Linked DNA regions of Homo sapiens: all the other regions are linked to region 1. Evidence: chromatin contacts called from ENCODE Hi-C or POLR2A ChIA-PET data. All regions are on one chromosome and are shown on one strand. Each heading gives the region's core, a stretch centred on a gene start or an enhancer-like site at or near the end of the contact. The rest is flanking DNA. Distances are from core to core; before and after follow the strand shown.

Region 1 (3,111 bases), core at 351-2,850:
TCTTTTGGAGGGCTTGTTCAAACACAGCTTCCTGGCTCCACCCTCAGAGTTTCTGATTCAGAGGGTCTGGGGGTGGGGCTTGAGACCTTGCATTTTTGATAAGTTCCCAGGGAACTTACCTGCTGTTGGTCCAAGGACCACTTTGAGAACTACTGCTCCAGGGAGAAGTGCTATATTTTAAATTTTAAGAATTTACCCACCAGCCCAAGGTGCTTACCAAATGCACATGGATGGAATCTCTCCAAATCTACATCTTTGCCATGCTTTTGAAGCCTTAACTTTTACTCCTGGAGGTCTTCCTGGCTAGGCCCTAGACTTAAAAGACACTAATTCCTTGTTTTATTTTATTAGATTGTCGTTTTTGCTTTCTTCTCAGCACACTTGATAAGACACTGTGAAGAAAATGTCCCTTCTGATCTCGTTTTTAACCTGTCTTGGAACAGATCAGCAGAAATGCCTTCACTGTGAATCAAAGATACCCTCGATTTATAGCCAAAGATTATTTCCTTTTCTTTTGGTGGCTTCCAGATAAAATGTTTCTTGCTACCCTTTCACAAAATAGAAGGAGGGACCAAGCGGAAGATAATCTTTTTGTTCAGAGGTCCATCTGTCAAAGCCTGCATTTTAGAGATGGCATTACTGAGGTCCAAAAACTAGAGCCACTCGCTCTGGGTCATACAGCCGATAAACGCACGCAGCCGAGCTCAGTTCTTCCCTGACCCTGTTACAAACTGCCTCACTAAATGAGGACCCCCATCCCCTTCCCATGCCAGGAAAGCACAGCTCATTTGTCCTAAAGTTAACATTACACAAATCACACCCTTCAAGCCTTCTTGAAACATTTTTTTTCCCCGAGGGTGACGGGACGGTTACGCTGATTCATCCTGGCCAGGGACCCCAAACATCTCCCCTCCTCCGGCCCAGGCGCCGTCACCCAGGCTCCACCGGTCCGCGGGACAGAGCCGCGGAGAGCGCCTGGAAGCGTCGCGCCCTCAAAGCCAAGCGATTAAGTTGGTTCCTCAAATTGTTCCCGACAGGAGGGGCAGGAAATAACACCGGGCTCTGGCGGCGGCCGCAGCAGGAGGGGGAGAAGAGCGGGCCGTCTCCCGGGCAGTGCTGGCGGCCTCTCATCGATCTCGGGTCTAAGGTCCGGCCGGGTCATCATTCCTGCCATTTCCACAGCATTCGAGGTACCACATCACCCCCTGCCTCGGTCGTCGCTCAGTCATTCCCTCCGCGCCGAGTCCTGGAGCGGCGGAGTCCCTGGAGGCCTGGGTTTCCTTAAGGGGCCCCAATGCCCGCAGCCCCCGACCCGCCCAGGTGGAAGGAAACAGGCTGCGGGCCTGGGCCAGGCGGGGCCTGACAGAAGTAAAGGCCGGGAGGGGGAGCGGAAGACGGCCAGAAGGACCCCTGCGCCCTCTCCTCCGCGCCGCCCGCCAGGCTGCCAACCCAGCCACCCTGGGTGCGACGCGGCGCCTTCTCCGCCGCTGGGAGTCGGGCAACAGGTGAAGAGGGCGGGCGTCCGCGGCGCCTCCGCGGGGCGGTCCCTCTCCTGCCCGCCTCCCGCCCGCCCCTCTCCCCGCCCCCTCCCCTCCTCCGGGCCTCCACCGCCTTCCCCGGCTGCCCGGCAGCCTCCCCTCGCTCGCTCTCCTCTTCCTCTAGGGCCCCAGCGCAGCTCGGGAGCCCGCGCACCGAGGCGCTAGGGGCACCGCGCACTAGAGGGACACCCGCCGCGCCTGGACAGCCCCCGGCGGGCGCCCCCCTCGCACCTCCTGCCCCGCGCGGGCCGCGCTCCCCTCCCCCGCGCCTGTGTCCCCAGGGCGCAGGGCCGCGCGTCCAGCCCCAGACCCGCCGGGGTCCCTGGGGACGCGCCAGCCCGGCAGTGGCTCGACGATGGAGGAGCCGCAGCGCGCCCGCTCGCACACAGTCACCACCACCGCCAGCTCCTTCGCAGAGAACTTCTCCACCAGCAGCAGCAGCTTCGCCTACGACCGGGAGTTCCTCCGCACCCTGCCCGGCTTCCTCATCGTGGCCGAGATCGTGAGTGCCGACGGGCCGGGGGTGGCGGGGGGCTCAGCTGGACCCCGGCGCGTGCTTCCGCCGTGCTTCTCGGGATGGAGCCTGCTCAGATCTTCCCGCGGGCTTTAGGGAACCGTTTTTGCTCAGCCTCGCCTTCTTCCCAAAGTGAAAGACTCTAAACAAGGTCCAGGAAACTCGGGCTGTCCTGGGAAGAAAGGGTTGTGATCCTCAGGATGTCTTGCTGTGGGAGAAATTCAGCTTGTTGGGTCCTCTCGGTGGCGGCGGCAGATCCTGGGAGCAGGAAGCTTGGCTTAGTGGCTATTGAGTTTGTGTTGAGTGTCAGAGACACCTGGTGCCTTTCTCACCTGATCTCCACGTGGATGGCCTCCTCCCTGAAAATAAAGCTTCCTAAGATCAGGGGAAGAGGAAAGGGCTTCTTTCTTTTCCTAATTATCTCCCTGGTAGTAACATTGAGGTGAGTCAGGAAAATTTTACTGAATAAAATCTGAGTGCCATAACCTATTTTAGGACCAAAGAGGTCTTTTGCATGGTGCTGTGCACATCCTGGTTTAGGCTCAGAACATTCCTGGGAAGGAGGCAGGGCATGGGCGTTCTTCTCTTCATTGGAGGGCATAGAGGCTGAAAACTCACGTGATCTTCCCAGAAGTCCCAGCCAGTCCTTCATAGCTGAGAAAGGACTGGAGTCCTGTCAGCAGTTAGAGGTGGTCACTGTTTGAGTCTTCTTCGTGTACCAGGATCTTGTCAAGCCCTTTAGATGTCCTCATACCCTCGTGTAATCCAACGACCACCCTCCCCTGTGAAGGCCTAGAGAGGGGACGTAAATCACACCGGTGGATGGTGAAGCATGGATTCAAACCCAGGCCTGCCTTTCTGCAGGGCCGTGCTCATAACTGCAAGCAGTTGAGACAGCTTCCAGCTGCCCCAGCAGTGCCCCTCTGTCATCTCTCACAGACTTTTGTTAAATATTTGGGAATTGAAAATGAGCCTATGTGGGAGTTAGAGAATGGGCACACCATCATGGTGCAGAAGTGACTGAAGACCTGGGCGGTTCCTTTGAGAAACCTGAAGTAA
Region 2 (3,111 bases), core at 612-3,111, 310 kb before region 1:
ACTTGGTTTTGCACTGGAGTTGGCTTATCAATTGTGCTCAACAAATGTTTATTCATTTTCTTATAATAACATAAACAGTCAATTCGCCCTCAAAATCACTCTTTATAAAGCATAAACCGGTGGTTCTCAACCATGGGTGATTTTGCCCCCCCAGAGGATAGCTGCAATGTCTGGAAAGATTTTTTATTGTTATAACCAGAGAAGATGCCATTACCATCTACTGGGGAGAGGTCAGGGATGCTGCTGAGCAGTCTACAATATACAGGCTAGTTCTCCCACAACAAAGAATTATCTAGCCCCAAATGCCAATAGTGCTGGGGTTGAGAAGCCGTGGAATAAACCAAAAACTTCACCTCGCTTCCTCATGAGATTACTATAAATTCTGGAATATGGAGACAGGAAATCACAAAAATTTGCAGCACATATGCCATAAGCATATTCAGAAAGCCACCACACTTCAGGAGTTGGTGTAACATAAGACAAGTAAAAATGGCACAGGCTTGCTGTGGACGCCTGAACTGGTCTGAAAAGCTGTGTAGGTACACAGGGCTACACAGGGTGCTTTGAATGTTATTCTCATGCAGAGGTTATTACTTTGACATATGAATGACACAGCACCTATGCAGCAGAAGTAGTAACACAGTTGCACTTCCTCAGCCACCTACAAAATCAAAGGGAAAGTAGGCCGGGCATGGTGGCTCATGCCTGTAATCCCAACCCTTTGAGAGGCTGAGGCAGGTGGATCACTTGAAGTCAGGAGTTCGAGACCAGCCTGACCAACATGGCGAAACCCTGTCTCTACTAAAAATATAAAAAATTAGCTGGGTATGGTGGCACATGCCTGTAATCCCAGCTACTCGGGAGACTGAGGCAGGAGAATAGCTTGAACCCAAGAGGTAGAGGTTGCAGTGAGCCAAGATCGTGTCACTGCACTCCAGCCTGGGTGACAGAGTGAGACTCCATCTCAACAACAACAACAACAACAAAAAGTCAAAGGTAAAGTAAAAGCTACACACTCTGGACCCTTCCCAAGTCACTGACATTTCAAATCTGAAATAAATTAAAACTATTCATTACAAAAGTTGAATCTGAAACATTTTCAATTACCATGAAAAACAAGCGTCACTATTATATGTAAAAGAAACTCTGGAATATTTGGAGGTTATTTTCAACCACATCATATCATAAAAGTAATTGCTAAAGAAAAACTGAGTCATCAACTATTTAACTGTTTCCATTAGAACACATCTTTTAAGCTAGCTTCCCTAGTACAAGAAATCTCCACTCTTCAACCCTTGCTTGGTAAATTTTCCAGATAACTGACTCAAAAACGGATCACACACTTCTCTGTCTTCGTAAACTGAACAACCTATGTCAGATTTATCTTTTCTGGATGCCCAGAGTCATCTTAACTATTTTTTAAATTGTACTATACTGATATAAAAGGAACAGAGGCTTGTCCCTTCACTAAATGGCCCTAAGTGGCCTTGGTTTTAAAGGTCCTGATATAATTTTCAGGGTCACCCAATAAACAGCAGCTATTATTCCTTGTTGCAATCAGTATATCTACCGCTGGCCTTCATGCCAGCTCCTTCTCATTTGGCTTTTCCAGAAATCTAGTATAATAACCAGGAACACCTTATCTAAAACATGCGTAAAGAGGCTGAGTGAATAATTGTGGGGTTCTACCAGGCACAGAGTCTGTAGCCCGTGAATCTTCACATCTTTGTATGTTAACACTATGGAGCTCTTCTTCTCCACCCCCACCTACTAGCCCTTGTAGTCGGGAACAGGGAGGCTGCCATACAGGTAAGGAGTAAGAAATAAAAAAGGCCCGAAAAGGATAGGTTGCATGGAGAGAATGAGGAACAAGAAGTGAGAGAAAATTCAGTGTGAACCACGACCAGTAAAAATAAGGTCATTAAACTCCCGAGGGTGAAGTTCAGGTTAGTTACATTTACAACAATTACTTTCTACTCCTAAAGGACAAATACCTTTAAGAAAAATAATGGAGATTTGCGGATGGTATTTAAAACTCTACAGAAAATGAGCACTTAGGTCCCTATACAACTTTAATTCGGAGGTATTGATCTTTTTAAAAAATGGCAACACATAACCAAAACATCCTGTCCATTTGGCATCTACCTTAACCTGCCTGGAAAAAAACAATCCACTAATTGACAGTTTCAAGAATGACTCATACATCAAGGTGACTTTTAAAAGTTTATCTGCATGCTCCAAAACAGTAATTATTGTGTGTGCTACCCCCAAGTATCCTACTCTTGATTCGGAGGACACAGACCCTACCATCTACCTCAGACTTGCACAATTAACAATGCCAAGAATGGCCGGGCGCAGAGCGGCTCCTGCCTGTAATCCCAGCACTTTGGGAGGCCGAGGCAGGCGGGTTACTTGAGGTCAGGTGTTCAAGACCAGTCTGGCCAACATGCTGAAAACCCTGTCTCTACTAAAAATATAAAAATCAGCCGGGCATGGTGGTGCATGCCTGTCTGTAGTCCTAGCTACTCAGGAGGCTGAGACAGGAGAATCATTTGAACCTGGGAGACAGAGGTTGCCGCCACTGCACTCCAGTCTGGGCGACAGTGAGACTTGTCTCCAAAAAAAAAAAAAAAAAAAGAATGCCCAGAATGTATATTTATACCCTTTAAACCCCAACTGGACTAGAAGTTTAACTTGAAGCTACCAAAAGGTGTTGACAGGGAAAGACAGAAATATAAAAATCACAATCCAAAGTCAATCTATTATTAGGTCTAGGTTTATTAAATATTGATAGCATTTGATAAAAGAGCTGACTTGCACAATAGCATCGCAGAGACATCCAACTCTCAACTACCTCATTCCCAAGCCTGCATCTCCTTCACACCAGCTAGAATTAAAAAGGAAACATCCAGCTAGGATTAAAAATAAATCTTTTAGATGGTAGGTCATACATCATTGCCATAGGCACTCTAAAGGCACCTGGTAATACTCAACATCCATTCACATCTGATAATATTCAACATCCATTCTTAGAAGAAAAAAAAGATAGAGATGGATGCTTTTCCAACATCATAAAATATATCTCAGGATAAAAGTCAGCATGATGTTTAA
Region 3 (3,111 bases), core at 176-2,675, 260 kb after region 1:
GTGTGGAACCACCTAGAGGGAGACTGGGAGAAAGATAAGGCCAGATCCTACTGGGTTCCATAGGCCACATTATCACTTGCTTTCAAATGATTTCCCAGTCATCAGCAGATGTGATCATTTTGATCGCTAAACAGCAGTGCCGATTTTCCGACTTCTGTTTTTCTATTCAATAAAAGTAGGTCACTAGAGTTCTAAGAATTTAACTTCGGGTCATTTGAGTTGTAAGAATTTAAGTTCTTTCCAAGGAAACCAATGAGCTAATTTTTACTTAGAATGGTTAAAAAACAAAACAAAGTAAGACAAAACTCATAAACATCATAAGCATTCGGATTTTTCCTAAACTGGTTCTATTGCAGAAATAGAACCTAAACTGTTTCTATTTTTCCTAAACTGGTTCAACCATCAGTGGTTGGAACAGTACATAGGAGCCAACACGACTGTAAAGTGAATAATTTAAATCTCAAAGATGCTTTGATGTTTTCACGAACAGGTTTATGGTACTTCAACTGCTTAAAATAAACTCAATAAAATGGAAAGATGCATACCATGTCCTAGTTCAGCTATCCGCACATACTTACAAAAAGCTGTCCTTTTGACTTTCCACTTAGAACCCATATTGCTCAATTTTGAAATAATTCTTTTCCAGTCAATATAAAACTTTTAGAAGACAATTTACCGGACACACATACACACACATCTCAATGCCACGCGTGGTATCGCAGGACTTTGTCCAGCAAGTTAAACTGCCCCCATGGGCTCGCAGCAGGAAAACCGCAAGAGCCAGAGAAAGATAAACAGCGCTTCACAGTCTAAATACAGGCACTGTGGGCGATAATGCAGGGTAGCAGCAGAGAGAAGAGAGGAAAGTCGCCATAGAGGATGAGTGAAAGATGTTGAAGTGGCTGACTTGGGTCTCCGACGCATTTCCTGAGCCCGCCTAACAGGCTGGGTGGCCCCAGTTCGTGGGATCCCGATGGGGAGAGCCTTGGGACTGAGGGGCCGCCCGGCGGAAGGGCGGAGGGTAACGCCCCCTTCCCCAGGCTGAGAGGGAAGGAACTAGAGGTGTGGAAACCTCCTTTTACTGAACAACCAAGCTGAAACGAAGGAGCTCGGCGGCCTCCCAAGCCCGGGCCAGACCCCGCTCCCCAGCCCGGGCTCGCCCTCCCTGACCGCGGACTCACCAGCTGCAAGCCCTTGAGAACGCGCCGGAGCAATGGGAGCCGGCCCATGAAAAAGTAGGCAGCGAGGCCGCTCCGGGGGCCTCTGGCGGGGCCCGGGTCCTCCTCCGTAGTGGGGCTGTACACCGCTCCGTTCTCCATCGCCTCGGGCCGGGGAGCGCGGCGGCCGCAGCAACCGCGCCGTTGACTTCTCGGACTCCAGAAGTCCCCGGTAGCCGGGAGGCGGCCGTCACTTCCTGGGCCTTCTCCCCGGCTTCCGCCTGACTCCGCCCCTTCCCGCCCCCGCCCTTGGCCCGCCCCGCCCCCTCTCAGCAAATTTGCTTGTTAGCTGTTGGGATTCTTCCGACTTTCATCCAAGAATTGAGTTCTTTCTGTGAGCCTTTGATGGATTTCTCACCTCCCTCCATCTTTCATCCTCCTGACATTCATTCACTTAGTATTTTTGCGTACTTTCGGTGTGCAGTGAACCCCGTTCTAGGTACTTGGGTGACAGCCAAGTACTACCCAAAATCACAGGATCCCTAGTAACAGAGACAGACAATAAACAAGAAAACAGATGGATAGCAATTTCAGATAGTGATAAGTGACGTGAAAATATGATACGAAAATAATGGATTCAGCATTTCTGGTGGCTTGATAAATTTATTAAAAAAAAAAAGAAGATGGAGGAGGAGGAGAAGAGGAAGGAGAAGGAAAAAAGGATGGAGAATTGGGTGCTCTACTTAAATGGCCACTACTAAACTGAGTGGTCAGGAAAGGCCTCTCTGAGGACCATGATCTTTGAATTGAATGAGACTCAAAGTGTGAGAAGCCAGGCTTGTAAAGTTCTGGGGAGAGCCTTTCACGAAAGTGCAAATGTCCCGAGGACCAAATGAGTTTGACTCAATCTGAAGCCCAAAGGCCTGTGTCGCTAGGAATAAGTACGGGAGGAAAGGAGATGTTGGAGATGTAGGCAAAGGCCAGATAATGTGGAGGCCTTGCAGACCAAGGGAAGAATTCGTATTTCATTTGAAGTACAATGAGTTGTCTGTAAGGACTTTCAGAATCGCTCCCTCCCGCGTCTCCCGAAATTCCATTTAGGCTCACTTTTCAAAATCATTTCCTTTTTCTCTTTCTTGGTCACCAACTGCTACAGTCACATATGTTAATTTTGTGTGAACTTGTCAAGGAATGTAATTATATTTTAGCAACTGAAGTTGATTGAGTTACAGGATGTTCACAACAATATAAAGTAGGTTCGACAGTATAAAGTCGGTTACATTCATTTTCAAATGAGAAAACTGAGGCCAAGAGGCTGAAATCATATCCAAGGTCAAACAGCCAGGAGCAGCTGGAATGCAGGCCTAAGCAGTCTGACTCGAAACCTTGCTGCTAAACGCTAACCCAGAAAACGTCAGCTTCTAACTCATCTCTCCATTGGAGTCTCAAAACCCATGGAAGAGAGAAGGGGTTTCTGCTGCCATCAGCTGCTACATCTTCTCCGTGGCCCCAAACCTCCCTTTCTTCTTCCAGTAACAAACAAAAGCTCCCATTCAAATGAATAGAGACAAGTAGATACTGCCCTGCAGGGGCCACCTACAACCAGCCAGAACTACCCTTCTGTCTCTGATTACATGCACTCTGAATGTCCTCCCAAGGCCAAGATGCCACCAATTCTGTCCAACAAGGAAGGCCACTGTATTTTCACCAGGGCTACAAGGATTCATTGCCCCATTATTCTTCAAGTCACTATCATCCCAAATTAGACACTACTGATGTCTAAAAGTTCCTTTGAAATTCATCCAAAATTAAGATGAGTTGATGACTAGAGAGATGGATAAAAGATTTGTGATAGGCCAGGCGCAGTGGCTCACGCCTGTAATTCCAGCACTTCGGGAGGCCGAGGCAGGTGGATCACCTGAAGTCAGGGGTTCGAAACCAGACTGACCAACAT

What was found. Hi-C counts contacts between places; a loop is a spot of excess contacts on that map. ChIA-PET counts read pairs that join two places held with the same protein, here RNA polymerase II (POLR2A). Pooled maps may share reads with other maps.
Region 2: POLR2A ChIA-PET joins it to region 1 with 10 read pairs in activated T-cell. The contact joins the enhancer-like site here to the promoter of CMTM8 in region 1. POLR2A ChIA-PET finds 5 or more read pairs at or near these places in 2 of 52 experiments (activated CD4-positive, alpha-beta T cell and activated T-cell).
Region 3: a loop to region 1 is called in a map of CD4-positive, alpha-beta T cell, with 2.9 times the contacts of the local background. The contact joins the promoter of CMTM6 here to the promoter of CMTM8 in region 1. A Hi-C loop is called at or near these places in 3 of 168 maps with a recorded cell type or tissue (CD4-positive, alpha-beta T cell and naive thymus-derived CD4-positive, alpha-beta T cell) and 8 of 50 pooled maps. POLR2A ChIA-PET finds 5 or more read pairs at or near these places in 1 of 52 experiments (OCI-LY7).

Annotation. Positions count from the first base shown.
Region 1 is chr3:32,237,080-32,240,190 of GRCh38, forward strand. It overlaps CMTM8 (CKLF like MARVEL transmembrane domain containing 8), which reads left to right and starts at 1,601. Exons shown (of 4, transcript NM_178868.5): 1 at 1,601-2,040. The coding sequence starts at 1,894. RefSeq lists a silencer at 1,405-1,614.
Region 2 is chr3:31,926,145-31,929,255 of GRCh38, forward strand. The region is part of intron 1 of OSBPL10 (oxysterol binding protein like 10); the gene reads right to left. Among named protein-coding and RNA genes, the nearest start is that of OSBPL10, 54 kb to the right of the region's middle. Within about 2 kb of position 1,862, at least 2 of the 41 ENCODE cell types and tissues checked have a DNase peak (open chromatin) inside an H3K27ac peak, as active enhancers do.
Region 3 is chr3:32,501,427-32,504,537 of GRCh38, forward strand. CMTM6 (CKLF like MARVEL transmembrane domain containing 6) reads right to left here and starts at 1,426. Exons shown (of 4, transcript NM_017801.3): 1 at 1,182-1,426. The coding sequence starts at 1,319. RefSeq lists silencers at 1,137-1,366, 1,437-1,526.